Regions from separate parts of the Homo sapiens genome. Here region 1 is linked to region 2. Evidence: chromatin loops called from intact Hi-C (ENCODE). Cell type or tissue: Caco-2. All regions are shown on one strand. Each heading gives the region's core, and the rest is flanking DNA. Links, peaks and the distances in the headings are about the cores only.

Evidence for each region. Hi-C counts contacts between places; a loop is a spot of excess contacts. Peaks named below come from ENCODE experiments on the same cell type or tissue, not always from the same donor. Only the 100,000 strongest peaks of a DNase experiment are listed, where the experiment ranks them.
Region 1: a loop joins it to region 2, with 10 times the contacts of the local background. A loop is called at or near these places in 1 of 110 quality-filtered maps.

What each region holds. Positions count from the first base shown.
Region 1 is chr2:208,029,926-208,046,528 of GRCh38, forward strand. It overlaps the pseudogene RPL9P14. Among named protein-coding and RNA genes, the nearest start is that of PLEKHM3, 13 kb to the left of the region's middle. RefSeq lists an enhancer at 4,266-4,325. In Caco-2, for the core only: no CTCF peak of the experiment used is centred there; DNase peaks (open chromatin) are centred at 6,652 and 8,026.
Region 2 is chr2:207,945,602-207,962,204 of GRCh38, forward strand. It overlaps PLEKHM3 (pleckstrin homology domain containing M3), which reads right to left. Exons shown (of 8, transcript NM_001080475.3): 4 at 766-911. Among named protein-coding and RNA genes, the nearest start is that of PLEKHM3, 72 kb to the right of the region's middle. In Caco-2, for the core only: no CTCF peak of the experiment used is centred there; DNase peaks (open chromatin) are centred at 7,530 and 7,940.

The DNA of each region.
Region 1 (16,603 bases), core at 5,191-10,190, 84 kb after region 2:
GCAGGAGGATCACTTGAGCCCAGGAGTTGGACACTGCAGTGAGCTATGATCATACCACTGCACTCCAGCCTGAGCAACAGATTGAGATCTTGTCAAACAAACAAAACAAACAAACAAAAAACCCTAAAACTAGAATGAAACAAAACCTAGAAGACGATCTAGTCCAATTGTTAATCCCCAGCTGCTTTCTTACTCCAGCCTGAGCAACAGAGTGAGATCCTGTCTTAAAAAACAAAAACAAAAAAACACCCAAAACTAGAATGAAATGAAACCTAGAAGATTATCTAGTCCAATTATTAATCCACAGCCACTTTCTTACTCCAATACTTTTTTGTTTGTTTGTTTTTTTAGACGGAGTCTAGCCCTGTTGCCCAGGCTAGAGTGCATTCAGTGGCGTGATCTCAGCTCACTGCAACCTCTGCCTCCTGGGTTCAAGCTATTCTCCTGCTTCAGCTTCCCGAGTAGCTGGGATTACAGGCGCCTGCCACCATGCCCAGCTAATTTTTTGTATTTTTAGTAGAGACAGGGTTTCACCGTGTTGGCCAGGCTGGTCTCGAACTCCTGACCTCATGATCTGCCCCCCACTCTGCTTCCCAAAGTGCTGGGATTACAAGCGTGAGCCACCACGCCCGGCCTCCAATACTTTTAACGGCCTCCTATTGCCAGAAGGAGTTCAGACTTCATGGCTTGACCTTGAGGCTCTCTACATTATTGGCTCCCTCCTACATGTGGGGACATCTCTGTTTTTCTGCACTCAGCATTCCTACTTCCTTTGGGAACTTCCCCTACCTGTAAGACACAGGGTAAGTATGTGATCAATGCTAAGCCAGTTCTACTATTCACAGTACCCTAGTCTCTTGGCTATAGCAGTTGAGCCAGGGTGGGCATGTGACCCACCCAATCAGAGTCCTTCCCTGGAATTTTTATCTCTGAAGCTGTGGAAGGAGCCTTGCCTATTGGGATACAGGACTGGAAGGATGTGAATTGGAGGCCCCTGATGGCCATCTTTCCCACCATGTGAGAATGCCTGTCTGCAGAACAAGGGAAGGAGGGTGACAGGAGAGAGGAGAGTAACACCAAGGGAGGGATGAAGATTTTGTGTGAGGGGAGTTGGAAGGTGTGGTGGGAGAGTAAGAGCAAATGACCTTGCTTGAGTCCCAGGATCTCCTCAGGCTTGGAGCTTAACCTCACCTCCTAGACCCTATAGTTCTATTATCAATTAATCCCATGTTATCTCAAGGGAGTTTGTGTTGGTTTCTGACATTTACAACTGCAAGTGTCTTGACTGACACTTCACCTTTCCAGACTTATCTCCCACATACCCCTTTCTTCCCATTTTATAGTTCAGACACCTATTTTTTCCCAAAATCAAAGGTCTTTTATTGCATCATTTAAATATCACAAATAGGTCTTAGGAGTCTTCCAGCATCTTGTTTCTGTAGCTGGACAACTCTTAGATCTTCAGCCTGCTGAACTGTTCCTTTTTCAGAGACATAGGTACCATCCAAAATTTTTCTGATATCCTTGTTTTTAACTGTTGTGGCTTGCTGAATCGAAGCAGCTGAATTTGAAACAAGCTGAATGTTGTTTCCTTCAAGGATTAATTCATCTTTCTGGGCTTGAGATACCAAACAAGCAACACCTGACCTCCTCCAAACCCTGGGGATGTATTTTTCACCGAAGAAATTTCAGATTTCAATAAGAGACCCATTCTCCTGGATAACAACGTTGACGGGGAAGTGAGCAGACACAGACCTCATCTTGTAACAGAAGCCCAGTGTAACATCCTTGATCATGTTCTGTGTGTGACTATAAATAGTCTGAACGGTAGCCAGTTCCTTTTTGTTACCTCACTATTTGTCAACCCGGAGCCTCTTTCTTCCTAAGAAGGCTGAGTTCTACATTGATGTGACTGAAGTCCCTCCACAGGCCTCCTCTGGGGCCCTTCACGATAACTGTGCGTCCCTTCAGAGTGATGTCGACATTTTCTGGAATGTCAACAGTCTGGTTGCTGAGAATGGTCTTCATTCTTGCAGTAGATGTGGCAACAACAACAAGAAAGCCTGTTTTTTTTTTTTTAACCCACTCCTGGAAACTCTTCTTTTCCAACTTTAGGTTCCCCATTTTTAATTAATTAATTGATTTTTTTCCCAGCTTTATTGAGGTTAATTGACAAATACAAAATTTCCCCCATCATATCCCCTTCAGCATCCCTGGCAGGGCAGGCACCCTATCTTGTTCATCTTTGCATTTTCCTCCACAAGTATTATGGTACTTAGAAAATGATCTCAAAAAATGTTAAACATCATATGAGGAAGTGCCATTACTATATACTTTCATTAAGTATTTTCCTTTTAGCCTTCATTTACTAAAGTAATGCTCAAACCAGGATTCAAAAAAACAATGCTGTCTTCCAAGAAACAAAACAAAAACCTCATCAAAAGTGTTTTAAACTTAATCAGAACATTTTTAGTGCTATTTATAGCTTAAAATTTGCAAGCCAAGTATACCTCACCCATCTCCCAAAATAAGCCCAAGTAAAAATGATTAGGATATTTATTAAGACCAACATAGTGTAATTACTGTTCTTTGTCTCTTTAGGTAAATTAAAAGCATAGGGGATGTCAAATATTGAAGTCACAAATAGAGTTATTCCTTGAAAGTATAAATGAACCTGCTGTTCAGCTGGAAGGCACCCACAAGGACATACCTGCTGTTAAAATATTGAAACAGTTCCATATGGGTTGGTAACTAGCTTCAGTCTCTAAGCACTCTAAGTATCTTAAGGTCTCTTTACAAGAAACCTCCCACATCCTAAGATCCAGCACACAAAAGATTAATATCTGACCCTATTTTGCTGAAATGGTGGGTATTTCAGCCCATCTTTCATTAATGTAAGAGCAAAATGGCCCTGCTCTTACATTAGGGCCAAGATTCTTTTTTTTGGGTGGGGGGGAACGGAGTCTCACTCCGTTGCCCAGGCTGGATGCAGTGGCGCAATCTCGGCTCACTGCAACCTCCACCTCCTGGGTTCAAGCGATTCTCCTGCCTCAGCCTCCCAAATAGCTGGGATTAAAGGTGCATACCACCACACCCAGCTCATTTTTGTATTTTTAGTAGAGACGGGGTTTCACTGTGTTGGCCAGGCTGGTCTTGAACTCCTGACCTCAGGGGATCCACCTGCCTCAGCCTCCCAAAGTGCTGGGATTACAGGCGTGAACCACTGTGCGTGGCCTAGGATTCTTTTTGATTAGTTGATGGCCAGGCCATATATGTCTTTAACTCTTTTGACTATCACTTCTACAAATAAGTTAACAGAAAAAAAGCGAAAAGCCATTAGCAAAGCTAACTATTCAATGATTTCCCACCCCACCACCAACTACCAAGGCTTTTTAAACTAGAAAGATCAAGAATAAGTGATAGAATTTACAGAAGACGTTAATAGAGCAATTTGAATGTGGTCATTCAACAAGCATTTACTGGCTGGGTGCAGTGGCTCATGCCTGTAATCCCAGCACTTTGGGAGACTGAGGTGGGCAGATCACGAGGTCAAGAGATCGAGATCATCCTGGCCAACATAGTGGAACCCCATCTCTACTAAAAATACAAAAATTAGCTGGGCGTGGTGGCGCGCACCTGTAGTCCCAGCTGCTCAGGAGGCTGAGGCAGAAGAATCACTTAAACCTGGGAGGCAGGGGTTGCAGTGAGCTGAGATCATGCCACTGCACTCCAGCCTGGCAACAGAGTGAGACTCCATCTGGAAAACAAAACAAAACAAAACAGAAAAAACAAGCATTTACTAAGGAATTCACTGTCCTCTAGGTATGAGGTTCATTGACTCTTGGTGGCTTGTATAATGGTCAGTACTATCCAGAGGCCTCCATTAACAGCTTAAAGATGAGTGAAACTGCCTTTGTGGTTTCAATTATGACAGTAAAAGAAATCTGACATAGTTGACTCCATCCTGCTTCTGACCTTCAAACTATCTTTGGTCATTTCTGGCCATAGGCCAAGATAACCTTGGGAGGGATTTTGTTTATAGTTTAACTTGAAAGCAAGCATGATAATAGTCCCTCCCTAAAACTAGCCCCCTCCTTGCTCAGGGACAGAAACCCGCCTTTGTAAGACTAATGAAAGACCACAGAATAGGATTATGGAAGGGGCTTGAACTCTGGTAAAATGTAGATGTAGTTTCTATAATCCTTTACTGCCAGGAGTAATGTGGCCAGGAGGCCACAAGATCTGTGACTTCCCCACTTGCTCCTATAGATAACACCACTGTTGTAGAAACGAATACTGGGTTTGTAGTTGTTTCAGACTGACCTCACCTGGATTTGTGACTCATAACTCAACTGGTCATATGGCCCCACCTAGAGGCGCACTGAGTGCACCAGGAGCTTTTTCCACACGTTGATGATTTCATCCCCAACCAATCAGCAGCATCCATTCCCTAGCCTCCTGTCCACTAAATTGTCCATAAAAACCTTAGTCTTCCAGCCTTTGGGGAGATTGATTGGAGTGATAACTCCAGTTCCTCTGCATGAGTCAGCCTCATGTCAATTAAACTCTTTCCCTACTGCAATGCCACAGTCTTAGTATATTGATTTTATCTGTGCAGTGGGCAGGAAGAAGCCATTGGGTGATTACAAGAGAATCGTCCAGAAAGTTAAAATATTATAAAAGAAAAACTGTCTCAGTCTTGATGTGGCTTCAGCATAGTTTTTATGTAGAACCAAGAACAGTGGTGTGCTGGTAAACTGACTCTGAAAAAGTAAAAGTTCTGATTTGTTAGAGTTTGCCGATTTTCACAATATAAAAATCCCTACCATGCCTAATTTCAAGCTCTGGATGTATCATCACAGAACACAGAATTGGAAATGCACATATTAAAGCCTTAAGAATCAGTAGAAGCTGGCTCCAGCACACCACTGACCCAGATGGCCAGGATTTTATATTCCCACATCCCTTAGTCATTGGATATGGGCCACTCTAGGGCAAGGTGGCTCTATGAACTTGAGACAGTCCCTAAGAAGAATGGCCACTGATGGTAATCTGCTGACAGCACTCCCGGAAGCTGGAGCAACAAGTCCTTTTTTGATGGGGGATCTGGGCAGTACATCACAGAGTCCACCGTACTTGTTATGGGAAACCAGTCATCTGCCTACTCAACTGTCAATCTAGTCACTTTTCACCTAAAAATGTTTTTCAACCTGGAACATATACTCTGAGACCTTTCACTTTTAGATGGTAGAGCTAATAGATACAAATTTGGAAAGATTTCCAGCAGTCCCAAACAGTAAACATCCAGGGAGGGATGAAGGCAAAGGAACGTCCAGAAGTCCAGAAAATCAGATGGAGCTGCTCAGATAGGCTTCTATAAAGAGGGAGGGTTTGAGCTTGACCTAAAGGATAAGTAGAGGTAGAAAAGCAGAGGAGATTGAATAGAAGCAGCATTGCACTGTGGTTAGAATCTTGTCTCTACCGCTTTTTAATTTTCAGGGATTGCACAAACTACTTTACTTCTCTGTGCCTCAGTTTATCCATAGGTAAAATGGGGATGATGATGACATAATAATAGTAATAATATTATCTACCTCAAAGTGTTGTTGAAATGAGTTAATTCACATTGAGATTTTTTTTTTTTTTTTTTTTTTTTGAGACCGGGTCTCGTTCTGTAACCCAGGTTGGAGTGCAGTGGCGTGATCTCGGCTTACTGCAACCTCCGCCTCCCAGGTTTAAGTGATTCTCCTGCCTCAGCCTCCTGAGTAGCTGGGATTACAGGCACCCACCACCATGCCCGGCTAATTTTTTGTATTTTTAGTAGAGATGGAGTTTCACCATGTTGGCCAGGCTGGTCTCGAATTTGTGACCTCAAGTGATCCGCCCACCTCAGCCTCCCAAAGTGTTGGGACTACAGGTGAGAGCCACCGCAACCAGCCCATATTGAGAGTTAATAACAGTGCTTAGTAATATTTGGCCTCTGACAAACAATCTGTTATTTCATGCAGCAAAATGGAGATATCATATTGCAGAGTAGTGCAAAAAATAAAAATAACAAAAAAGAATATACTGAACTTTAATCAGAAATGATGACCTATTTTCCCTTCTTACAAAATGTCCTACCAAGAGTGAATCTTTGGGTTGAACTTCCCTGGTAGCAGGGCATGGTGGCTCACACCTGTAATCCCAGCACTTAGGATGGCAGAGGCAGGAGGATAGCTTGAGTCTCAGAGTTTGAGATCTACCTGGGAAACATAGTGAGACCCCATTCTCCACAAAAAAATAAAAAAGGAAAAACAAAACAAACAAAAAAACCAAGTTGAACTGCCCTGGCAGCCAGAGTATAACAAAACTTTGACGTGTGCTCAAAACTAAACTGCCAGGAAAAATTCAAAGAGCGAAGTTTCACCTTGCCAGAACAGGTCCTTAATGGCAGGCACACCCCTGATAGTTACAAGGATTGGGGGAAGAAAACAAATGGGTGCCCTCAGATTCCCAGCCTAGGCCCTGTCCTGCACCACAAGGACCCACATGTGTATGCATACACCTCAGCGGCCATGTCCTAACTTCACCGACTGCTTCCCCAGATGAAGTCACTCCTCAGGCCTATGACGACATACTGACAGCTGGGTCAGCTCCCAGGATGACAAACCCTGGGAAAAAGGCCCATGCAGCCCGGAGGCAGGCTCTCAACTTTCAGGGCAGGGAATTCTGAAGCCCCATGTACCTGATCTAGAAGGAGGGGCCTCCAGGTTGCTACCTTCTAGGCCAAAGAGGCCAGAGGGGAGCCAGAGAACAGCTGATTGCCCAGGACTGATGGCAGTGCATGGAGGGTCTACTGGGGATCAACCCTTTTAATGCAATATTTTATCTTTTATATATGTGGGATTTTGATAAGGTACTTATGTCATAAGAGAGGCTTTGTTATACTAGAAAAAGCACTGGATTGAGAATCAGGACATTTGTGACTGGGTACGGTGGCTCATGCCTATAATCTCAACACTTTGGGAGGCCAAGCTAGGAGGATTGCTGAGGCCAGGAGTTCAAGACTGGCCTAGGCAATATAGCAAGACCCCATCTCTTTTTTTTTTTTTTTTTTTTTTTTGAGACCAAGTCTCACTCTGTTGTCCAGGCTGGAGTGCAGTGGTGTGATCTCTGCTCATTGCAACTTCCGCCTCCCGAATTCAAGTGATTCTCCTGCCTCAGCCTCTGGAGTAGATGGGATTACAGGCATATGCCACCAAGCCCAACTAATTTTTTGTATTTTTAGGAGAGACAGGGTTTCACCATGTTGGCCAGGTTGGTCTCGAGCTCCTGACCTCAAGTGATCCACCTGCCTCGGCCTCCCAAAGTGCTGGGATTACAGGCATGAACCACCCCGCCTGGCCCAGCAAGACCCCCATCTCTAAATAAAACATAAATAAATAAAAGAATCAGGACATCTGAATTAGAATCCTAGCCACAAAGTGTAGGATTAGGAATTATATTTACTACTCTTCACAATACCAAGCACAATGATGGTCTATAGGAAGATCTAATGAGCAATTTATATTTGTAATGTTGAAGACAATCAGGATTCAGAATTATACTTGGGTTTCAACAGTGATTTTTAAGGATTTGTTGTTATTTTGTTTTTTTGTTTTTCAGATAAAGGAATACTAGACATCAAAATGTTTATTAGGTGATGGACATATAGTCATCCTTCCAGTTTAAGATCTAAGAGCAATACTCAAACAGAAATCAAATAAATGTCTATGACAATTAAGGCAAACATACTCATTTGTCTACAAGCAAAGAGCATTTTGGAAAGAACACTCCCTTGTTCAAATTTTGGTGAACTGGTTGTGGAGACAAAAGTGACTCCATCTTGGATGCTAATCTGCCATGTTGACTTCTGATTAACCCCAGTCTGGGGAATGCCTCTAAGATTTCTATTTTTATCTATGTATACTGTCTGTAAATCCTGTTCTTAGGCCAAGACACCCTTGATGTTATCAAATCCTGCCCTTAGGCTATGACACACATAGCATTCTTCCCTTTTCCTGAGAGGTGGACTTCAATTGTCCTTATACATTCCTTCTAAAGCACATATACCCTTTCTCTGTGGTATATATCTGGGAGAAAACTGTGGAAATCTACCTGTCTGGCAGCTGCCCAAGACCATCCTTTTGTCCATAAGTTCCCCAGTAAATAACCCTCTACTGACAAACTGGATTTGTCTGCCTTGTTCTTTGGTTTCTTGGTTCCTTCTGCATTTGGGGGTTGGTTTGCGTATATGGCCCTTTCATGAAGCACACATCATGTCTTTTGTTTTTTTATTTTTAAGATACCAGGTCTTGCTCTGTTGCCCAGACTTGAGTGCAGTGGCGCAATCATAGCTCACTGCAGCCTTGAACTCCCACCTCAGCCTCCTGAATAGCTGGGACTACAGGATCAGGCCACTACACCTGGCTAATTTAAATTTGTCTTTCTCTTTTTTTACAAAGATAGGACGTTGCCCAGGCTAGTCTAAAACTCCTGGCCTTAAGTGACCCTCTTGCGTTAGCCTCCCAAAATGTTGGTACTATAGGCACGAGACACTGCACCTGGCCTGTTTTTTTGTTTTTTGTTTTTTTTTTATATCTTACCTAAGGTCCACTCCTATCTCTAACAGCCCCATCTCTTTTCTTTTCTTATGTGATCTAAAAATCTTCCCCCAACACTACACTGAGACCCAAATGAGCTTTTTTTTTTTTTTTGAGATGGAGTTTCACTCTTGTTGCTCAGGCCAAGATCATGCCACTGCACTCCAGCCTGGGTGACAGAGTGAGACCCTGTCTCAACAACAACAACAACAACTGCAGATCAAAGTTAAAGAAAGTAAGAACTAAATGGAGCATCTTTTTAGTTTTACCAAGTAGACTATTTCTTTGTCTAGGATGTCTTTCTAGAACCCAGAAACAGAAAATGGCTCTTTTATCCTGTTGGCTTCAATATAATCATTCTTCCTAGGAGGCATATGATGTGGGTGATGGGTGGGTATGTGGTGGGGAGAGGCCCTGTGATACTTAATGAGCTGCAAATAACTCACTCCCATGTATTTGTGTGAGTGGAGTCACCCTACCTACTTATGCTAGCCTGTTTTCACACTCAGTTGATTCAAAAACTGTTGAATCAGACCACTCTGGAGCTTCTGAAAAAGTCCTCCAGACAACGGTGGGCAAGAGCAGGTTGCAACCAGGTTCCATTTACGGCAGTGTTTCTGAATGTTGTTTTGTACATTTTTATTACAAAACAGTTCACGATCGAACTTATTCACACTTTCATGTTGGAGCACTCGATCCTTCCTAAATAAATTAATGTTGCCCCGTTTCCACATTCTGTGTCTGGGATATAACTTGTCTTCAAATATAAGTAAGCATTCTCATTATCAGAAAAAAGAGTTGCAAGGCATCAGGAGAGAGAGCCACAGAGGAAAATATTCCAAAGATCTTGGCATTCTTCCTATAACTTTTGTACCCTCAATCTTTTTCTTCCACATTTATGAAGCTTTTAAAACATTTTCCACCCTGAATGGCACACATTTACTGGGGTGACTTTACATTGTTTGCATTATTGTGGTTCTGGGACGTGAAGTTCTTAGAGGACAGGGGCATGTTTAGAATCACATCCTACAGAGAAGTGTTTAGTAAGTAGGAATGAGAAACATCGTCCGCAAGCATTTAAGGGAGTCTGTTTCCATTTTCAGTAAGGGCAGGTTGTCACTCAACAGGCAGATGACCCAATAGACACAGTGGTATGTTTGGTTCCTGGGAGGGATGGATGTGTAGAGAAAGGGAGGAAAAGAGGAAGAAAGCAACATTAAGCCTGATCCCTGCCATAAGCTGAGCTCCTCACCACACGCACATGCACGCACAGACACATACACACACACACACTCGCTCCTTGGCACGCAGACACACACAGAGCTTTGCTATTCTTCGGCTAATGGGATTGGCACCGCTTAAAGCAGACTGCTAGGTCATTGTCTGTGACCACAGCAAGAGAAACATTATTTAAAGACCATTCAGACCCTAAAAGAAGCGGCTGAGCAGAGTAATTATCGGAGACTCTCCATTAACTAGGGCATCTTTGCTCTTTGTCTGGGTTGGTTTAACAAGGCCCGCTAATGGGACTGTACAGGAGGGGTACACTAATGGTTCTAAAAAAGCCTCTTTTGGCCCCTTTATTACTGGGGACTGTCTTTAGAGATGCTGACAGTAAAGCAAGAAGTTACCATATTACAAAATGACCTTCCCAAAAATTTGATTTGGACCCTTGCAGCTTAGGACTCAGGTTTCCAAAATTAGAAAACATCTTTGTCTTCTCCACTTTTTAAAACTCTAAGTTGGTTCCCCGCTGCCCCCTGCCAACCCCCCGCTCCCCCGCCACTGTTCCTCTTACCTTACTTGGCCCTTTGGTTTCTTGGGAACTTGTCATTGGAAACAGCAGCACTCAGTGGTGATAAAGCAGAATGGCACTCCTGAGGAATTTCTCCTTGAGCTGGCTTCTCTACTCACTCTCCAGGACTCCACTTCTCTAGAAAAACTGCCTGTCCCATTATCACTTTTAAAATATGAAGCTAGAAGTCAATCACATGCTTACAAACCTAATACGGCCACCTAAATTAAAACTACTGTTCCATAATCAGTTAGCTTTATAACAAAGGCTTCAAATGCTTAGCTCTCCTAGAAGCTTGCATCACATACAGGGAACTCTTCTGTGCAGAGCTGTCTACCTCTCTTCATTTCCCCTCTCCCAACCCTAGACCAAGCTTCCATCTTCTCTCCTCTGGGTGACTGCAATTGTCCTGCAATCACCTCCTAGCAGCACTATTGGCCCTTTCAATCCATTAACTCTGCAACAGCCAACAGCCAGAGTAGCTCTTTCAAAACAGAAACCTGCTTAAGCATTTCAGTAGCTTCCTATTGCTCATAAGAATTCTTACTGTGATTTAAGAGACCCAGACATGGTCTGGTCCTTTTTTCCTCCCTAGCAACATCTTGTACCATGCTCCCCCTAGCGTCTGCTTCAGCCACTGCAGCCTTCTTCAATGCCATGAGCAATTCATGCTCATTCCTGCCACAGGGCCTTTGCATATCATTCTGTCTAGAACACTCTTTACCCGAGTAGTTTCCACTCATCCTTCAGCTCTCAGCTCAGTAGTCAGCCCTTCAGGAAAGTTGTCCCTTAGTGCCCCTTCTAGGTTGACGACGTCTATATCATGCAATTATAGCACCATATGCTCCTCTTCACAGCATTTACAGTAAACGTTTATACTTATCAGAATGCTTTTATGTTAATAATTACCTTGCTGTGAAACTGTAAGCTTCATGAGAATAACCACATGTTCCATAAGCAATAATTCTGCCTATTTTTGTTGTACCATCCTGTCCTCAGTGCCCAGTACAATGTTTGTGACCTGAGTGCTTAATAAATCTTTGTTGCATTGTGTATAGTGATTCAAAATACTGTACCCCGGCTCCTCCATGCCTGTTCGCAATTTTTTTTTTTTTTTAGATGGAGTCTTGCTCTGTCGCTCAAGTGATTCTCCTGCCTCAGCCTCCTGGGTAGCTGGGACTACAGGCACGTGCCACCACGCCTGGCTATTTTTTTTTCATTTTTTTTTTTTTTAGTAGAAATGGGGTTTCACCGTGTTAGCCAGGATGGCCTCAATCTCCTGACCTCATGATCTGCCCGCCTCAGTCTCCCAAAGTGTTGGGATTACAGGCGTGAGCCACTGCGCCTGGCCGCCTGTTTGCAATTTATCAACCAAAGTTTATTCCCTGAGAGGTTCCTATGTCCGGTATATTTGGGAACTACCTATATTCCATATTTTCTCAGATCAGCGTAAGGGGCCAGGTCTCTTTTCCTATGGGATTAAAGACTAATTTTCTAGTTTTAGGGGCAGAACTAGAAGCACATTCTCATTCCCCCTCTGAGAGCATCTTTACACAATAACAGACTCACAAGGCACAAGTAGACATACACAAGCTTTAGCGATGCCTCCTGTCTTCTCAAGACCCTGTGGGAAAGAGAACAGAGGGTCTATCCAAAGAAGAAGTTGAAGAATTAGAGTGTCTCAGCACTCCAGATATGCCAGCACAGAAATAGGTGGGTGGAATTGTTCCAATTATTTATGATCCCCAAGAAAACTGGGGACTTTCTCTACTGTTTAGAGAAGGAAGCATGGGCTTCAGTAGATGCAGAGTAACAGCATGGATTGGGTGTGTATTCTGTTGCCTTTAGCTGCCCTGGAGAGAAGGCCATCAGGCCATATACAGCCAGCTGAATGTACCATGACTCATACTGAATGGGATCAGGCATTCAGTGGGCTGACTGAAGCCGTGTATCCTATCACTCCTTTTAAAAATATAAAGCTATAAGCCCACAAGTTTGAGACCAGCCTGGGCAACATAGTGAGACCTCATCTCTACCAAAAACTTAAAAATTAGCGAGACGTGGTAGTGCACACCTGTATTCTCAGCTACTTGGGAGGCTGAGGTGGGAGGATTGTTTGAGCCCAGAAGGTCGAGGCTGCAAAGAACTGTGATTGCACCACTGCACTCCAGCCTGGGCAACAGGGTGAGACCCTGTCAAAAAAAAAAAAAAAAAGCTAGAAATTGATTGCATACGTGTATTTTATACTTAGTATGGCCACCTAGACCCAGACTGCTGTCTTATAATCAAGTTGCATCACTCAGCCTCAGGATTGCACCAATTTAGGGACAGTCTGGAGACCAAAGAAAAAGTCTTATTATAAAATTGTGTTTTCAGAAAATCTGAGGCCCATAGAGAATTGTCCTCCCAAGACAGGTGAACATAAAGCCACATGGTCACACCTCATGGGTTCCAGATGCATTCAAGTTCAGAGCCAGTGCCAGGAAATTTTCTAGAGCTGGTACTACTGGAAGAGACTGCTGCAAACACATAATCTTTACTGCATCTAAATTATGGAGAAAATGTGCAAACCTCCAAGCCTCAATTAACACGTATCCTATGGGCATCTCTTGGCACTCTTGTACTGCACAGGATAGAGGAGTGTGAAACAAGATTCCTGCCCTAATGAAAGAGATATGTGTTTCATAGAAACACATATCTAATGAACACAGTCTAATGTGTTCTAACACAGTCTAATGAAAGAGATATGTGTTTCATAGAATGAACAAAGCAACAGAATATACGTTCTAAATTATTGAGTTCTGGACCAGTGTCTCTAGAAGTGTGATCCACAACCTGCATGCGGCATCAACATCATTTGGGAATATTGTTTGAAATGCAAATGATTGTTTGAAATGCAAATGTTGGGTCACCCTATTGAATCAGAAGTTCTGGGGGTGGGGAAACAGGAGCATTAACAATCTCTCCAGGGGATTCCTATACACACTAAAGTTTGAAAGGCATTATAAAAATTGAGAAAAGAAGTGGTCGGAGTGGAATGAGAGCTGAAGGAAAAGTTTTTATACATATTTTCCATTTTAAAAAATAGAGATAAGGTCTCGCTATGTTGTCCAGGCTGGCCTTGAACTCCTGGTCTCAAGCAGTCGTCCCACCTCAGCCTCCCAAAGTGCTGAGATTACAGATGTGAGCCACCGTGTCTGGCCTCCCAGAATTATTAAAGCCAGTGGTAGACCAAGGGTAGGGCAGTGGGAACAATAATAAAATCAACTGAAAGTTGGGCCGTGCTGATCACCATGTGCCAGCAAACGTAAACAAGGTCAATGACAAAATATTCCTCCCTGAAAAAAATATTTGGCGTAAATCTGAACAATTGCTGAGGTTACTGAGTTTTAATAATGTGCATGTAAACTTCAACTTAGCACATTTTATTACTCATCCTTCAGCAAACCCAGTGTTCTACATGGAAGTAAATTACAAGAATTTCCAGTTATACATTCAGTTTCCAACACACGGGACTCAGCGATGCTGGCTCCTTATTTATTTATTTATTTATTTATTTATTTATTTATTTATTTATTTATTTATTTATTTTGAGACAGAGTCTTGCTGTCGCCCAGGCTGGAGTGCAGTGGTACAATCTCCGCTCACTGCAAGCTCCGCCTCCCAGGTTCACGCCATTCTCCTGCCTCAGCCTTCCGAGTTGCTGGGACTACAGGCGCCCGCCACTACGCCCGGCTAATTTTTTGTATTTTTAGTAGAGACGGGGTTTCACGGTGTTAGCCAGGATGGTCTCCTGACCTCGTGATCCGCCCGCCTTGGCCTCTCAAAGTGCAGGGATTACAGGCGTGAGCCACTGCGCCCGGCCTGCAGGCTCCTTTAAAAGTACCTTTATAATGGACCAGATGGTTCCAGCTCACTTTGGGGGCCTAGTTGTGATTTCAATCCTAGTGAAATGCCTGTGTTTAAACAGTAGATTTGAAATAATAGTGATTACAAAGAGAAAAAATAAGAATATGAGTTAACTTTAGTTCTGTCCTTTGTGACCTTTTGGGCTATTGATATTTGTAATATGAAACAGTGAAACAATGCAGACTACAAAGTGAATGTATTTGATTGGCAAAAATTTGATTACAAATTTTCATTTTTACGTGAAATATTGTACTGAATTTGAATAAAATCTTTACAATTGGAATTTATTCTTGTTTTTAACATGTTGGTCTTTCATAATTATTATCAAACTGTAATGCTATTATTCATTGCTGCAACCAACCAGTATGTAGGCACAAAGTTACAAGATTTTCCTTTTATGAGAAACAAAAACAAAATACGTCATTGTTATTAAAAAGCATTAATCCATATTTTCCTTTTTTGTAATGTAATAATTTTTACTAGAACAAAGTTTAATAAAATATTTTCACTTTCTGCTTTTCTTTTCTGAAAGATAAACTATTATTATTGTTGTTTTACTTAATGATTTTGTTTCTGAAATTGAGTTTGTTGTATAGAGAATAGGAATCTGCTGTGCCACTGGTTAAAACTATCTCCTTTTTTTTTTCCCTTTTTTTTGAGACAGAGTCTAGCTCTGTCATCTGAGCTGGAGTGCAGTGGCATGTTCTTGGCTCACCTCCCCAGCTCAAGTGATCCTCCCACCTCAGCCTCCCGAGTAGCTGGAGCTACAGATGCACGTCACCATGCTTAGTTAATTTTTGTATTAAAACTATCTCAATTTTAGTTGATAAGTACTGATCACCATGACTTACCAGTTTATTAGTTTGTTAGAGTCCATCTCATGTAATTTTTAATGAAGAGTACAGAGGTGGCTTCTTTCCAAGTGCTTTTGAATTGGAGGAGTCTTTATATTGCCTTTTCCTGAATAAAAATGTGGCTGAGTATTATTTCAACCTCATTTCTCAGCACTCTGTAAACATTGTTTCATTGCGTTCAGGTATTTCATGTGACACAAAAAGAGAAACTTGTGACAATATTAATTTTTTTCTTTGTTTTGGGATTTAATTTTTATAATGAGAAAATATGGTAGCTTTTTTTTTCTTAATTCTGTGGTTCAAAAATTTTGTTCAAATATGTCTAGGTGTACGTTTTTCTTGATTTTTTTTTTTTTTTTTGAGACAGGGTCTCACTCTATCACCTAGGGTGGAGTGCAATGGCATGTTCGTAGCTCACTGCAGCCTCGAATTCCAGGGCTTAAGCAATCCTCCCACCTCAGCCTCTGGAGTAGGATCTATAAGCATATGCCACCACACCTGGCTAATTTCCTTTATTTTTATTTTTATTTTTTTTTTTTGAGACGGAGTCTCGCTCTGTCGCCCAGGCTGGAGTGCAGTGGCAGGATCTCGGCTCACTGCAAGCTCCGCCTCCCGGGTTCACGCCATTCTCCTGCCTCAGCCTCCCAAGTAGCTGGGACTACAGGCGCCCGCCACTACGCCCGGCTAATTTTTTGTATTTTTAGTAGAGACGGGGTTTCACCGTTTTAGCCGGGATGGTCTCGATCTCCTGACCTCGTGATCCGCCCGCCTCGGCCTCCCAAAGTGCTGGGATTACAGGCGTGAGCCACCGCGCCCGGCCATTTCCTTTATTTTTTTGTAGAGATGAGGTCTCACTGTGTTGCCCAGTCTGGTTTTGAAGTCCTGAGATTTATTTCATCTGGAACATGTATTAGCACTTTTGATCTAGTTAAACAACTTCACTCATTCATTCATACGCATTCATTTTCTTATATCAGACTTCTATTTTACAGTGGTTCTGACTTATTTTTTTCCTAACTCAACTGAAGCACACAATACAGCCCAATTAGCAGACACTAATTACTGCAATTTAAAAGTACGCCAGCCCATTGGGGCCATTCTCATCATGTGCCCACCCAGGCTGTTATCACACTCTCTCATCTCCACCCTCCAGTGGAGAATCACTCTCCTCTCATATCCCTGGTGAGTGTGTCTTTCCACTGATTCTGAGTTCTTAAGAAATGTCAGTTGACTCTGTTTTTCGCTCTTTAGCCTTCATTTCTACCATCTTATCTTTATCATTCATTGTCCTTTTTTTCCCTGTATTTTGGGAAAGTTATTTAACTTGTCCTTGTCACTACAGCATCAGTTTTGCTACGCTTCCAACATTGTGGTGTTTTGTTTTGTTTTTGAGTCGGAGTCCCACTGTGTTGCCCAGGCTG
Region 2 (16,603 bases), core at 5,022-10,021:
CTACTATAAGAAATATCTCGGACCACACAGTGGCTCATGCCTGTAATCTCAGCATATTGGGAGGCCAGGGCAGGCAGATCATTTGAGGTCACGAGTTTGAGACCAGCCTGGGGAACATGGTGAAACCCGTCTCTACTAAAAATACAAAAATTAGCTGGGCGTGGTGGCATATGTGTGTAATTCCAGCTACTTGGGAGGTTGAGGCACAAGAATCACTTGAACCCAGGAAGTGGAGGTTGCAGTGAGCAAAGATCATGCCACTGCACTCCAGCCTGGGTGATGGAGTGAGACAATGTCTAAAAAAAAAAAAGCCGACACAAACAAATGAACAAAAACAAAACAAAACAACAAAACAAACAAACAAAAGAAATATCTTGGATTATATAAGGCCTTGCCTAGAAAGATCACTAGCATGTTCATGCATGTATTATTTTCCCATTTTTATCTTCCCATAGTGTTGTAATGTTGAAGATAAGATCAAATAAAAAATAATAAAAGAGGCTCCTCTCTCTCAGAATTCTCTCTAGCACCAGAAGTAAAAACTGCTCTATATGTCTTTTTAAATGAGGAAACTAATAAGAGTCATAGTTAAGAAGCCTTTCAACTGTGAGATATATAAGAAGCATTAGGTAAGGTCTTGCAGCTTTTATGAGACTACCTAATCATATCTGCTTCAAATTGTTTGATCACCATCTTTATAATCCACCTGAGAACATATGAACACCTGAATTATTATTATTAAGTGAACTGAGTTTTTGTACCTACCTTATACTTTGAAGTATCCCAGTTGTGGACTATGCGTGCTGGAATGAGAAAGCTGTCATCCACGTGGCAGCTACTGCAGTAATACCACCCACTGTAGTTGCACACCTTGGCTTTCCCATTGGAAAGACCTATGGATCGCTGGCAGCCTGTTCAAGGAAAAAGGAAGAGTCTATGATTGCTGTTGTACTTTTAACACTACAGAACAAGGTTATAGAGCTCTAACATCACAGAACAAGGTTATATTTCATTTACCTAGTCTGCAACAAAAAAGAAGTTACAGATAATAGAGTTGTACAGTTGTGTCCTCTTCTTCCTAGTCTGACAGCCTGTCCCTTCACCTCCTAGGGTATTGCTGTAAGGGTCATCAACTGGTCCCCTGTCTCTGGTTTCTTCTGATTCCATCTCTTCTGCATACAGCTGCCAGAGATCAGTCTCTCTACAACCTCGCCTTTATCTCCTCACTGCCCTGCTCAGAACTCCATTTCCACCAGGCACTTTGCTGAAGGCATCTCATACAGAATCTTGTTTAACCAGCACCACTTCTCTATGAGGAAGATATTATTAATTCTATTTTATAGATGAAGAATCTAAGATTTTTATGAGGTTAAGTATCTTGTCTGAGTTCACCCAGTCAAAAAAAGCCAGAGTTTGGATTTGGCTCTAAATTGGATGCTAAAATAATCCCCAAAACTGTTATGTAGCCTTCCTTTGCTTACCAAATCATTGTAAGGAATTTGGCCTCTGATTGGCTCCATCTCACTTTTCTAACTTTCCCTCCCACTACTGTCCAATGGGAACGTAATCACTTTATTCCAGTCAGAGAACTCTCCTCATTGTTCCCCAAATAAACACAGCATGCTTACTCCACCCTCCATATATTCACATGTATTACCTCTCCTTACACAGCACCCTCTTCTCTGCTCTTTACTTCAACAAATCTTGCCCAAGATTACTGGTTGCCTACAATGCCCTTTTCAGATCTAAGAAAGTCCATGACTCTGTGAGCGCTGTCTTGGTACTGTCAGCGAACCTGGTAATAATCATAGCCCTTCCATAGGGAAGCCATTCGTTTTCTTTAGATAGGAAGAACTACCTTCTACTGAGTATGTAAATTCCATCACAATCATCCCCAAGGACAAAATCCTGGCAGATCCAGAACAGGTCATCAAGAATACACAAACAGCATCATTAATCTGACATTTCTGGTCTACAGCTTTCATTTTAGAAATCCTTCCATGTGGCCCATTTTATGGTTGGGTGCCAAGAACTATATGGATCAAAGAGATCTCGCACTAAGCCTATTTCATGAAGTGGGGCAAAAATGAATTACTCTTTCAGTACTACTACAATTACTACTACAACTACGACAACTACTACTAGTACTAATAATATAATGATCAGTGTTGTAACCCTTTCCATTACAAGGAGGTCAAATACATTTACTTAACGAACTACCAACCTAAGAAGATTCTGATTCACATGAACTCCATGAATGAAAGTATCACAAGACTCAACAGAACTTTCATTTTCATCACAAATACAATGGCATCAGTAATTAAGCAGTTTCCCAGTGCATCCTCTAGAAAGAGAATTAGATCTCATTGTTTTTAAATACATGAGAAATGGGAAGAAGATAAGTAAATATATTAGTATTAGGCTTCCAGAGCTTGATCCAGTTCCTTTCTAGAATGGCTATTTCTTTACTATTGAGCAGCAAAAAAAAAATCATAACAAGCTCCTGTTCTTCAGACTGGCTAAGGAATGAGAAATGTGTGAAAGATGAGTTAGAACCAACACACATGTAGCTCCTGATTGACAAAGGACATCTTGCCACAGTCACAGGGCTGTCTGCGAATGTTGGAATGCTGTTCACTGCACTCACTGACTGCATTACTCATTTGGCATTTAGCGCGTGCCTCTTTAAATTATCATGCCTTTTTATGGGCTTGTCCAACCAGGACCACACTAGAAACTCCTCAGATCTTTTTTTTTTTTTTTTTTTTTTTTGAGACAGAGTCTCACTCTGTTGTCCAAGCTGGAGTGCAGTGGCACCATCTCAGCTCACTGCAAACTCCACCTTCCGGGTTCAAGCGATTCTCCTGCCTCAGCCTCCCGAGTAGCTGGGACTACAGGCACGTGCCACCATGCCCAGCTAATTGTTGTATTTTCTATTTTTTTTGTTTTTTTTTTTTTTTGAGATGGAGTCTTGCTCTGTCACCCAGGCTGGAGTGCGGTGGCGCGATTTCGGCTCGCTGCAACCTCCGCGTCCCGCGCTCATGCCATTCTCCTGCCTCAGCCTCCCGAGGAGCTGGGACTACAGACGCCCGCCACCACGCCCGGCTAATTTTTTGTATTTTTAGTAGAGACGGGGTTTCACCACGTTAGCCAGGATGGTCTCGATCTCCTGACCTCGTGATCCGCCCGCCTCGGCCTCCCAAAGTGCTGGGATAACAGGCGTGAGCCACCGCGCCTGGCCAAATTTTTGTATTTTCAGTAGAGACGGGGCTTCGCTATGTTGGCCAGGCTGGTTTTGAACTCCTGACCTCGTGATCCGCCTGCCTTGGACTCCCAAAGTGCTAGGATTACAGGTGTGAGCCACCATGCCCGGTCCAGATCTTTTTTTTATCCTCAGCACTTAATACAGAGCTTTACAAATAGCAGACAATCAATAAATATTTATGTTAAAGGGATGATAAACTGAGTACTATCTGGCACATGTACACTCACATAAACTGTATATATATACAGAAATTTTAATTTTCCGTAGTGATTCCAAAACTGATCCTCTTAACCTGATCACCTGCTTCTGAAAACAGCCTTTCATTAATATCGCTGTTAAAATATGTTGCCCATTCTAAGAACTATATATTACCCATGTTCACATAGGAACCATGGAACTGGCTAGGCATAGTAGCTCACACTTGTAATCCTAGCACTTTGGGAGGCCAAGGCCGGTGGATTGCTTGAGCCCAGGAGTTTGAGACCAGCCTGAGCAACATGGTGAAACCCCATCTCTACAAAAAAATTAGTGAGGTGTGGTGGCATGGGCCTGTAATCCCAGCTACTGGAAGGCTGAGGTGGGAGGAGCACTTGAACCTAGGAGGTCAAGGCTGCAGTGAGCTGTGATCATGCCACTGCACTCCAGCCTGAGTGATAGAGGAAGGCTCTGTCTCAAAAGAAAAAAATTTTTTAAAAAGAAAGAAAGAATGAACTGTGGAACAGAGTTCAGTGGAACTTAATATATCCTAGACAGTGGGATACTGCTATTTCCAAAAATTAGTAGACAAATTGACTGAACACTAAAATGACACTGAGTAGAATCCAATCCTTCCTAATGACTTAAAAGGTGACCATGATATTGCAGAAATTCAGGATCATCATTATAGTTTAAATTCTCACCAAAGAACACTAAAAAAAATTTTTTTTGATATAACAGACATCAGTAAGCATTTGCTGGATATTTATATATTCCCTAGTAGGCACTACTGGATTTATCTGTCTATAATTTTAATGAGCTTATTCTAATTTTCTGGATGCAACACACATAGGCAATATTAACATACACAAACATGCATTTTAAGAAAGCCTATAGCCTAAGAATGTTCACATCAACCGGGCACACAGATCCAAAGCTCACCATGCTGGGGGATCAACTCAGTTAACTAACTGAGTTAAACATCCTCGCAACTATGTACAGGTCTCCAGGCTCATAAAAGACAGAGATGAGAGAACATGGATAGGGTCCATTCAGGTTTTAGTTTGGACAAAAGCAGCAGCACATAAACACCTACCTTTAGTCCTTGGGTGTCTTTACTTTCATACTTTATTTAGAACCAGGCTATCCTACTCCTGGTGCTGAAATCACCCTAATGACCCAGAAGTAGGTTTGAACCTGTCTGCATGCTCAGAACTACTTTAGGCACATGGTATACAGACCGTCACTAGTCTAAAGGCAGGAAGCCTGAGTCTGTTCTTGCCTAGGCACCACTGTGACCCTGACCATCAAATTATCTAGGCCTTGCTTCCTCACCACAAAATAAACGTGTTAGCTTTAATTGGTGAATTGCCAAATTTGAGTGAGCAATGGAATTTTCTGCAGACGTTTGTGAGAAATATGGACCCTTCTTCCCACTGAGATGATTTTGACTCTGTAGATCTTGGGTAGGGACCAGAAATCTGCATTTCTAATGAAATGAGCATCCTCCCCCTCCCATCCTATCCCCAACCCACACGCGGGACGTTGACGGGTAAAAGCTGAGGATTGCTCCCTGATTTCTAGGTGACCTCCAAGGTCCCTCGAGCTCTAAAATTCTGCTTCTATTCAACAAAAGTGCAGAGGGGGTGCAGACTGCTCAGTGAAAAGCTCAGAATTTGTCACACAGTTTACCCTCTAGGCTTCAAAAAAATCAATATTTTAGGTACTTAGTCAATTTCTAAAAAACTGGCTATGTAGAAACAACCTGACTTCATTTTACCAGTGTTTTTCCAGAGCATTCTTGTCTCCACTGGGAGTATCCTATTCACTTTAAAAAGAATGAAAACGTTTAACCCCCAAATCCAAAGTATTTGTATTTGAAAGAACACAGAATGGTTGGAAAAGAAGATTAGAGGCTAGTTAGTGGCCTGATGTAGATTCATTTTCTAAAAAACAACACATGCCATTTATTTGAAGAAGGAAACACGAGTTTTTTCAATTAACTGCAAGATTTCCTTTACTATCAGAGTAGCAAATCATGGACTAAAAATGTCTGAAACAATTCCCCATAAAAATACACAATCTGGGATTTTACTTTATCATTGTGGGGTTTTTAACAGGGAAAATTTTTTCTTAATAATCACTGTTACAAAAAACCATTTTTTTAGAGAGTGTCAAAGCTGGACTCTGAAAAGCGACATTATGGGAAGAAAAATAGAGCTGTAAAGTAGAGACAAAAAATAATTAATTGAAATAACTAATTAGGGCTTATTTACATATTATATTTTTATGTACTTTCAAACAGACTTTTCAGCAATGTTTCTAAATTAAAGGGCATTTGTAGTAAAGAACACTCCACATGTTGGATCAAAGCAAATACATTCTTCCCAGACTCTTTTTGAAACTTTTCAGAGTGTATTCAATTCATAGGAACAAAAAACTATCTCACCAGAGAACCCACTGGCCTTTTTTTTATTATTGCTTCCCACTCCACTTCAAATCTTTAATGAACACATGCTCTGAAGAGCTTAGCCTCCCCTCTGATACACTCTTGGAAACAAATGTCACCATTTAACCAAAATCCTATTTGCTGCACGTACAGTCCATTTCCCAAATGGCCTTTCACTAAATACACCCAAAAGAATCTGTTGCTGGGGGTTGTGCAGAATTTTGGCATACTTCTCCACAAAAGCACCATCTTTCTTCTAACAAGTGTACCTAGTTAACTCAACTGGCTGCAGTTGTTGTTACTGAAGCTGCGATCTTGAGGAAGAGCCAGCCACTTTCTCTCTACTTTACGACTATTACCTTCAGTTCTCCTTTCCCTGACCAGCAGTTGGAAAACTCATGGGCTAAGAGGGAAGAATGAGAAAGCTGTGGCTGGATCCAACTGAATCTCTCTCACTAAGGAAGGACCTCATACAGTGCTAAGTGTGGTCAGTTATGCCACCCACTTTCCATCTCTTAAAGTAAGCTTTTACCTAATTCAGTAAGGTAAATCCAGTCTTTTGCATTTAGAAGGTAGAAACGCTCTAGGAAAAGAACAAGGGCAAATAAAAAAGAAAAGAAGGTGCCTTTGTAAAAGGAAGGAAAAGAGATAAAGAGGGTGAGAAGACACATTGTCGTTTTCTCTGTAAAAATAGAAAAAAATATCTGGCGAGTTTCACATCCTCTTTTATTTTATGCACTAAGTAGGGAGAGATGTCCACAGGAATGAGCAAGGGGACTTCCCTGTCCCTCCTTCCATCCCTCCATTTTCCTGGCTGGGGACAGTGAGCTGCAGTAAGCACTGTGTAAAATGTTGCTTGAAGGCCTAGACTTTGATCATATGCTCTTCAGACCAGATTTCCCAAAATGAAGAAAAATAGACATGCAGGTTCAAGGACTTGCTATTTTACAAGGATTAGGGGTTAAAGTCATAAATAACTTAGCTTTCCTAGCTTATAGTCTCTAACCATTGGCTCATTAAGTAGTGAAATTTTGAACCTGTACTTTAAAAAATAAGGTATTACATTTGGTATACAATTCAAAGTCCTCCCTGGGATTAGCACAAAGTTGGGCACAGTGTTTAAAGAAAGGATTATTTGACACAGGGCACAAGCAATTTTTGCAATGTAGCTTTGAGGTCCATTAAAGGAAGTAGAGGCAAAGCAAACCTGGGCCCCATATTTGCATCCTCCACTGTCAGAGGGAACAGAGCTGAAATTTGAGACTGACCACACATATGTAGTCTGAAGTTAACATGGTGAAACTGAAGCTATAGAATTCTACATAACTGTAAAGTAGAAAGGGGGTAAAGAGTGAGGGACACTGAGAAACATCTACTCAAAAATCAGTGATCCAATACTTTTTGCATCCCAAGCATCCAAGTTATTCTGTCTTTGGGACAAGGTGGTGACCCATAAAGTAGGAGCTATCTGTTTAGCCATAAATCAATTAAGACATTAAACATTTGGATGGAGAATCAGGCACATGCCATTAAGTATACGTTCTGTCGGTTACAAAGCAAATAGTATCCACAGCATCTCAAATAAAACTAAAGGAACAATAGGGGAAATCCGGAAAAAATCAATTGCGTGCCACGTGTAATTGCTAATGCGGATAGTATGGCATGCAGCTGATAGTCTTTGGGTTGAGTTCATGGACTTTAGACTGCAACACTTCAAAATTATTTTCTCCATAAGCCTTTAAGTCCCTTCATAGTGAATTCTCTTCCCAGGAGTTGAAAACTTCACAGTTGGGAGGAAATACACATGCTCAAATACAATCCTGAAATGTACTGATGGTTGTTTCCAAAGCTACACAAAAATTCATTTCTGTTCATCAGAATTTTTTTTTTCTGATGGGCTTCGTTTTATGTTCATCTACAAATTTTATAGCAGTGAGAGATTATATATGAGAAATTGTCATTCCTTGTTGGCTGAAACTGACTCATAAATTTCCGCTGCACAAGCCGGGTGTGGTGGCTCATGCCTATAATCCTTTGGGAGGCTGAGGTGGACAGATCTCTTGGGGTCAGGAGTTTGAGACCAGCCTAGCCAACATGGTGAAACCTCTACTAAAAACAGCATGGTGAAACCCCTACTAAAAACACAAAAATTAGCTGGGTGTGATGGCACATGCCTGTAATCCCAGCTACATGCCTGTAATCCCTGCTTTTCCTGGGGCAGGAGAATTGCTGGAACCTGGGAGGCAGAGGCTGCAGTGAGCTGAGATTGTGCCACTGTACTCCAGCCTGGGCCACAAAGCAAGACTCTGTCTACAAAAAAAAAAAAAAAAGAATAAAGTTCCACTGCACAGAGAGCTGACATGTTAAAAACCATGTTCCTACCATGGGTGACACACATTTAGGTTAACTTCAGCTGGCACTTGTAGAATGGACTACTGCTATAGCTAGGACAGCTCTGTCCTTAAGAATCTCATAGAAGTAAGTAACTCCTCCTAGACACACTGAATGTACCTAACCAAAGAATTTCCAGCCAGGCACTGGTGGCTCACACCTGTAATCCCAGTACTTTTGGAGACCAAGATGGGAGGATTGCTTGTGGCCAGGAGTTCGAGGTTATAGAGAGCTATGATCGCACCATGGCACTCCAGCTTGGGCAATAGAGTGAGGCCCCATTTTTTCCAAAAATTTCTAAAAAATTAGCCAGGTGTGGTGGTCTGCACCTGCAATCCCAGCTACTTTGGAGGCTGAGGCAGGAGAATACCTTGAGCCCAGGAGTTCGAGGGTTCAATGAGCTATTATTGTACCACTGCACACCAACCTAAGTGACAGAACGAGACCCTGTCTCTAAAAACCCTGTCAACACAACAATATGGCAAATATTATGTTTGTAAAGTATTAGTACTGTGCTGAGACACAGTGAATGTTCAATACACATTATATCTAGAGAGAGAGACAAGAACAGACAGATGCATGAAACAGAGATCAAAACCAACAGACATAAACTGTCCAAGACAGAGGCCATCTATGACGTATAATCATGTATTAGTAGATTATACTTGCAGAACTAAGGCAACCAAAAAAATAAAATCAATTCAGATTAGAAACTCCAATCTGAATACTAATTGGTTTAAAATGTAAAGCAATTCTATAAGCTATTAAGAGTTATTTGGGTTTTCCCCCTCTGAATATTTAAATAGCTAAGTCAGCTTTGACATGTAGGACCTACGTTGTGTTAACAGTGCTAGAGGTACTATATTTAAATAAGAAATGAAGTGAAAATCACATGTCAAGTAATTACTGCTGACTGAAAATATAAACTTGCTAAACTCTACAATGTTTATTTAATCTCATGGAATGTTGTTATTAAGATTATAAATCGTGTGAAATAAATTAATAAATACCAAGTAGATTCCAACTCAAGTTGAGAAGTGTCAAGATTTATTGGTCTTTCAGGTAAACAATGATTGAGAACCTAAAGTCAATATTTAGTCAAAATTTATCTTGAAAGGCAATAAATCTTGATTTTTGCTAAAGCACGTAAGTAAATATGTACACCATTTTAGAGAATCTGACTGCTTTCTATGAAATATCTACCCCAAAAGTTGTAAGTATAATGATCTGTAATACAGATTTTCACTTCCGAAGACATGACTTGAGTTGTTGAGTTACTTTTAATTTTTCTTAGGATAAGATGCTTCAATAGTGCTTTTATTGGTGTAAGATAAGTTTAATATTAATAATAAAATCTTACAAATTCAGCTTCTAGTATATTGAAATCAGTCTAAACTTAGTATTTTTTTCATCCTGTTTTTTTCCTAACAGTCTATGACTAGACTTTCTCATTTACTTCTATGTTCTTTCCCCAAAGTCTTTCAAGAAAATGGTAAGCAATTTAAAAATAAAAATAAATAAATAAGAACTAAGCAAATGGATAAACACATTATAAGCAAACACCTTATGTAAGACAGGCTTACTATAAGCCAGGCACTGTCATAACTACTTTACATACACACAAACGAACATATGTAAATACATGTGTATGTCTCTGTTCATTTAATCCTCATACCAATTCTATGAGGTAGGTATTATGCCCATTTTACAGAATAAGAAACTGAGGCAGAAGATGAAAAAGTAATTCTGTCCACTGTTGTACAGCTGCTTAAAAGGCAGAGCCTAATAAAAGTGGCAATGTGGCATTTTCAGGTAGTTATCTCCTTTTGTAAGACATTAGAAAAACTGTCCCCTGCAGATGACAAAACAAGGACAAAAACTATGAATCAATTTACATAAAAGAACATAATTTAGCTCATCAATGAATATAGCCTGGGACATCACAGGCATTAGCATCACCTCTGAAGATGAAGGGTGAGGGGAAGAAGAATACAAATCTATAAAGTAAACAGCAGAAGATAAGAGATGAGGAAAGGAGGAAGCAATCACTATTGTGGAGATCGAGGAAGGCTGTGTCGACACAGGGGCATTTGAGCTGGGTCTTGAAGAAGAGAAGAGATTTTGGAAAAGGAACGTTCATTCATAAAGGCTCAAGTCAGAAAAATGGAAGCACCTTTGGAAACACTGGATATTCTAGTTGTCTGAGGCTCATTGTAAATAGAGGAGTATGAAGAAAAGAGCTTGGAATGATAAAGTGAAGCTAGAACATAAGAATCCTGAGTGCTCAGAGTGAGAAGTCCTAATTAATAAGATATAGCACTTTGGGAGGCTAAGGCAGGCAGATCACGAGGTCAGGAGTTTGAGACCAGCCTGGCCAACATGGTGAAACCCCATCTATACTACAAATACACACAAAAAAAAATTAGCCGGGCGTGGTGGTGGGTGCCTGTAGTCCCAGCTGCTTGGGAGGCTGAGGCAGGAGAATCACCTGAACCCAGGAGGCGGAGGTTGCAGTGAGCCAAGATTGAACCATTGCACTCCAGCTTGGGCAACGGTATGAGACTCCATCTCAAAAAAAATAAAAAAAGATATAGGAACAACCAGAGTTTGAAGCAGAGTAGCAAAGTAAACTTAAAAAAAAAATTTTTTTTTTTAAATTTTGGAGACAAGGTTTTACTCTGTCACCCAGCCTGGAGTACAGTAGTACAATCATGGCTCATTGCAGCCTCAACCCCCTGGGCTCAAGTGATCCTCCCACCTCAGCCTCCTGGGTATCAAAGGTTACAGGTGCATGCCACCACACCTGGCTGATTAAAATTTTTTTTTTTTTTTTTTTTTTTTTTTTGCAGAGACCCAGGGGTCTTGCTATGTTGTGCAAGGCTGGTGTTGAACTCCTTTCCTTAAGCTATCCTCCCGCCCTGGCCTCCCAAAGTGCTGGAATTACAGGCATGAGCTACCATGCCCAGCTGCAATGTACGCTTTGAAAAGATTAATTAGCAAGAAAAGCTGGAAGGGGAGGGAACTAGTTGATAAGTTACTGCACCAGTTTGACTTGATTAGGTGGTGGTCTTGGAAACAGGAAGAAAGAAAGAGAAGGAGATAGCATGGGGACAAAATGCAGATGATCTGGCAACTGACAGACGTTGGGGGCATGCAAAGGGACTGTTAAAGATGCTCATGATGTTTCAAGCCTGTGACTCATGTGAGAAATCCATCAATTAGAAGGAGCAGGTGGTTTGGGGGAGAAAATGCTATTTGAAGCATTTAATCCAAAAAACATAGTTCAAAAAATTTGAGCTACCAGATCTACTGATGCTTAAAGCTCAGGTGATTAAGAATAATCCCCCTTATTGTAAAAATCAGTTTGAATTGTATATTCTGTTAGTTGCTACTGAAAGCATTTGATATACTTGATATCAAATGATGGTTGGTGAAGGTCCTATTTTTATAACCTACTACTTTCACTTAAATTTACGTAAGATGCAGAGGTCTTAGATTATAAAACATTATGTGGTGGCTGGGCGCGGTGGCTCACGCCTGTAATCCCAGCACTTTGGGAGGCCGAGGCGGGTGGATCATTAGATCAGGAGTTCAAGACCAGCCTGGCCAACATGGCAAAACTTTGTCTCTACTAAAAATACTAAAAATTAGTTGGGTGTGGTGGCAGGAGCCTGTAATCTCAGCTGTTTGGGAGGCTGAGGCAGGAGAATTGCTTGAACCCAGGAGACGGAGGTTGCAGTGAGCCAAGAATGTGCCATTGCACTCCAGCCTAGGTGACAGAGCGAGACTCTGTCTCAAAAAACAAAACAAAAAAAAAGTATGTGGTATGAAATAATCAACATCTATTTCAGCAGAAGACATTAATTAATTTATAAAGAAGTGAGAAAAAGCTAGATGAAGAAAAGAAGACATCATTGTAGGCCTTGACCTTTGGTAGCACAGCGATTCTCAACCAAGGGAGATTGTTGTCCCAACAGGGGATATTTGTAATGTCTGCAGACATTTTTGGTAGGATGGGTGGGTAAGCTACTGATATCTTAAGGATGAAGGCAAGGAACATTGCTAACCATCCTACAATGCACAAGACATCCCTCCACAACAAAGAGGTATCTGGCCTAATATGTCAATAACGCCACTGTTGGAAAAACCCTATGACAACAGAAAGACAGGAGGGCAAAATAAGAGATGAATATGCTGATCTTACTTAATCACTTTTCTCTGCTAGCAATGGATATACCATCTATTACGGGAAGGAGGAAAAGCCCTTTCACCAGTTCTACTTTCTTACCTTAAAAAATTATTTATGCTGGTAGGTTAAATTAGTGTCATGAAAAAGAGGCACCATCATCTACTAGACTACCTGCTAGTAACATCTGCTCCAAGCTTGGCTCTTTTCTTCACAAATTAATCTTGGTGAAACACTGCTCACCAAGAACTCTTACTTGAAAAACAAGTGCATAAACAGGGCTCAGCTGAGCTGATGATTTCAGACATGAAAGCTGGTAGTGGTGGATGGAAAGAATGCTTCTTGTCATAGTTGACCTCCCTCTTTCTCTATCAGTTCTATTTTCAACATGGGGCTACCAGGATTCTCTATATATTCTCCTGCAATCTCAGACAGGAAAGGAAGGTCAATCTCACCATCCTTGAAACAAGACAAATGCTGGGCTGGGCTACTTGAAGCACTGAGAGCTTCAGGGGAAGATGTCTAATTAAATAAACTCTTGACTGGATGTGGTGGCTCACGCCTATAATCCCAGCACTTTGGGAGGCCGAGGTGGGCGGACCACCTAAGGTCCGGAGTTCGACAGCAGCCTGACCAACATGATGAAATCCCGTCTCTACTAAAAATACAAAAATTAGCCAGGCATGGTGGCACACGCCTATAATCCCAGCCACTTGGGAGGCTGAGGCAGGAAAATCGTTTGAGCCCATGAGGCAGAGGCTGCAGTGAGCTGAGATTGCACCACTGCACTTCAGCCTGGGCAACAGAGTGAGTGAGACTCCATCTCAAAAATAATAATAATAATAATAAAATAAAATAAACTATCTTACTGGAATGTTTCTCTGAACCAGTGCCAAGCCATATTAGAACCCGAGACAAAAGGAGAAATCAGGAATTCTAATCCTGTCTCTAGTTAAGCTTTTATATTTTGTTCATCATGGACTTTTTACATTAATTTTGATTTTTAAAGAATATCATATTAACATATTTTTAAAATCTTTATTACAAAGGGTTTTTCAGCACTTCCTTAAATTCTGTACCCAAAGCACATGCCTCTCTCACCTTACCCTAGTCCCAGTCCTGTTCTGAACACTTTTGCCTCACAGAGAATCCAATGTATGCTGCACTTAACATTTTCTACAGTGATTTCCCCTGGTATTTAGCATTATATTAAACCACTACTAACTCTCTTTTTGTGATTCCCCAGTTACATCTCTCTTTTATGATTGCTTCAAAAGGCCAAGAACCTCCTATTGGCTTAGAGGTTCAGATTATTTTGGGGGGTTACCTGAAAAGCAACCTGTCTTTTCTTACTGTTTCTGGAACTAACATTTTCTCCCAGCTTGGATTTATTTAGAAGTCGCTTCTTACATCAGTCTCCTCCACTCTGTAGCTTCTATCACATACAGTGTCCTACCAGGGTCCCCTCTGACTTCTCTTTCATGCCACTCCCCATTCCTAATGCCTGCTTCTCTTTCCTCATATTTTAGGAGAGTCTCATCTCTTTGAACTTTACAGTATCCTGAAAACAAAACCTGTCCTCTCCTTTGCTAAAACCTCCTAAAAAACCCTGACAGCATTTCTTAGAGTAATTCTACTTGAGCCATTTTGGTAATGATAACAATTTGATAAAATTAAAGTCATAAGAGTGGATCCGAGTAGTGCTAGGAACAGTCTCAAAGTGAAAAAGATTACTTTCATCAGCTTCCTTTAAATCCATGCTTGAATTTCTTCGTTTTCACCCCAACCAAATTATTTATGTTGTACAAGATTTAGGGACTGTCTTGGTGTATTTTCTCTTCCTTTATTCTTTTCCCTTTCACCTTCTTTCCAGGCTTTTCTATCTTTTTAGAAGCACATGTTTGTGACTACCTCCAAAGCTAATCTTTTAACTATACATTTAGTATTTGCAATAAGCTATTTGTATCAGGTTATTTAGACTTACTAGGTAAGACACAAGTGGAAAACTCCTATTATCTGGAACTCCTGCTTCTGGGGAATTCCCTAGAGTGATATTCCTAGCTTCTCTCCCCATCCCTTATCCAGCCCTCCTCACAGATGGGGGAAATTAGGTATCTGACTGCTGAGTTAAGAAGAAGGACCCGGGCATGCTCAGCTTGGCCTTCAGGAAGCAGGTTTCTGTCTGCTATGATAAGAGGACATGATGGCCTTCAGGAAGCAGATTTCTGTCTGCTGTGGTAAGAGGACATCATGGCCTTCAGGAAGCAGGTTTCTGTCTGCTGTGATAAGAGGACATCACAGCCTTCAGGAAGCAGGTTTCTGTCTGCTGTGGTAAGAGGACATCATGCCCTTCAGGACTCCAGCTGTGGCCAGGTGAGTAAGTCCATCTAATTTAGGGGTCCACTCTATAATAATAAATGTGATCTGGAAGCAATATATGTGATATTTTAATCCCCATCTTCCTGCCTCTTGGCATAAGAAAGAAGAGGTATTATTCATTTATTAACCCTGTAAAACTCCTGCAAGGATGGTGGCCCACACAGACAGCATCTAATAATGGGAGTGGAGAGGAAAGGGAAAGGCACTCAGATGCATGTTGGTGGGTGACATTATTGAGAGATGAAGATCACACAGGAGAGTCGGGCTAAAGGGGCTGCCTGGAAACCTTTAGCATTATCAGGAAACTTTTACTCAAGTTAAAACTCCCTAGCCTAACAATGGATGAGAAACATCATTTTCCCAAAGGTTTTCCATCCATTATGAGGCCATAAGACGACTTCTCTTTATCTAAGAGATCATTTGGGGAGCCTCCCTGTAGTTTCTGGGGGAAAAAATTGCAGTGATGTACTAATTACTGAATTAGGATATGTCACTTTTGGTTCAACTGATATTTTCTAACATTTGAATTGTACATAGTCAAGACAGTTTAATCTTCCCTCAAAATAGTGTTGAAGAGGCTGACCCACAAGACTGTGAAAAGGCTGGCTCGGGGCCATATAATAAATCAGTGGCAGGACTATAAACAGAAGACCAAGCTCTTGTGCTCCTAATTTATTACTTATCCCACTGAGTGTGGATGCCTCCCAGCCACCACATCATGTGTGTCTATTATTTTGTCTGGTCTGGGGCTCAAGAAAAACATCTTTATTGATGAAGATGGAGAAGGAGACCAAGACTCAAACTAAGTCAATCCTCTGTGTCAGAGGTACAAGTCTGCTGATTTAAAAGAGAAGCAATTTTCAGCAAAGTTTTTGGTTCAGCCCTACATGATTTACTTCCTTTATAGAAAAAATATGGGTAAGGCACAGTCCTTGGTACACTGATATATACCTAGTTAGAATGTGATTTTTCAATCTTTTGGAAATTGATACAAACCCATATGTCTTAGGTTTTAGAATCCTAGTTTCCTTCTGGAAGTGGTATATGGTAAGTACGACATTTTTTTTCAGTTAAAGGTAATAAATAAAATCAATTCTGTGGTTGCTTTTATATCCATTTAAGAAAGAAACACCTTCTATTTTTAGCCAAGATTTAAGAAGGATATCTGGGTTAGATAGTGGAGATCACAGAGTCACTGAGTGTGCTTGCCCATCGTCCCACCACTCTGAGTTGCGGCTCTGAGAGGGCTGCAGACAAGCTGAGCAGTCCAGAGCTGGTCAGTTTCTCGTCTGCTTGGTCCCAGAAGCACCCAAAAAGATATCACCAGAAATCTCCCTTCCCCAGGTGGATGCTGTCAGTGTTGGAAGTAGCTGACTGGAAATGAGGGAACAGGGCAAGTAGGCCAAAGCTTCCTCATTCTGTGGGGGGAAATTACACACATCATTCATCCTCCTTTCATCCAGGTTCCATTTTTGCTGTGGAAATGTCCATTCAATGTCCTGGGCTACTGTATAACAATTTGTCTAGTCTTTGTCCCTGATCTCTGGCAGGGAGCTTCTAAAACCCTTGGAATTTCCCCAAGTGATATGAATATCTTTGTTATTCACGAGCCCCTAAGATCACACCTGAGTTTATGCTAATGGTGAGTCATAGTGGGCCACTAAATAGCCTCAGAATGGGGGGTGGTCAACAGAAAGACCAACCACATGATTAGAGGGTTGGGACTTTGAGCCAGCCT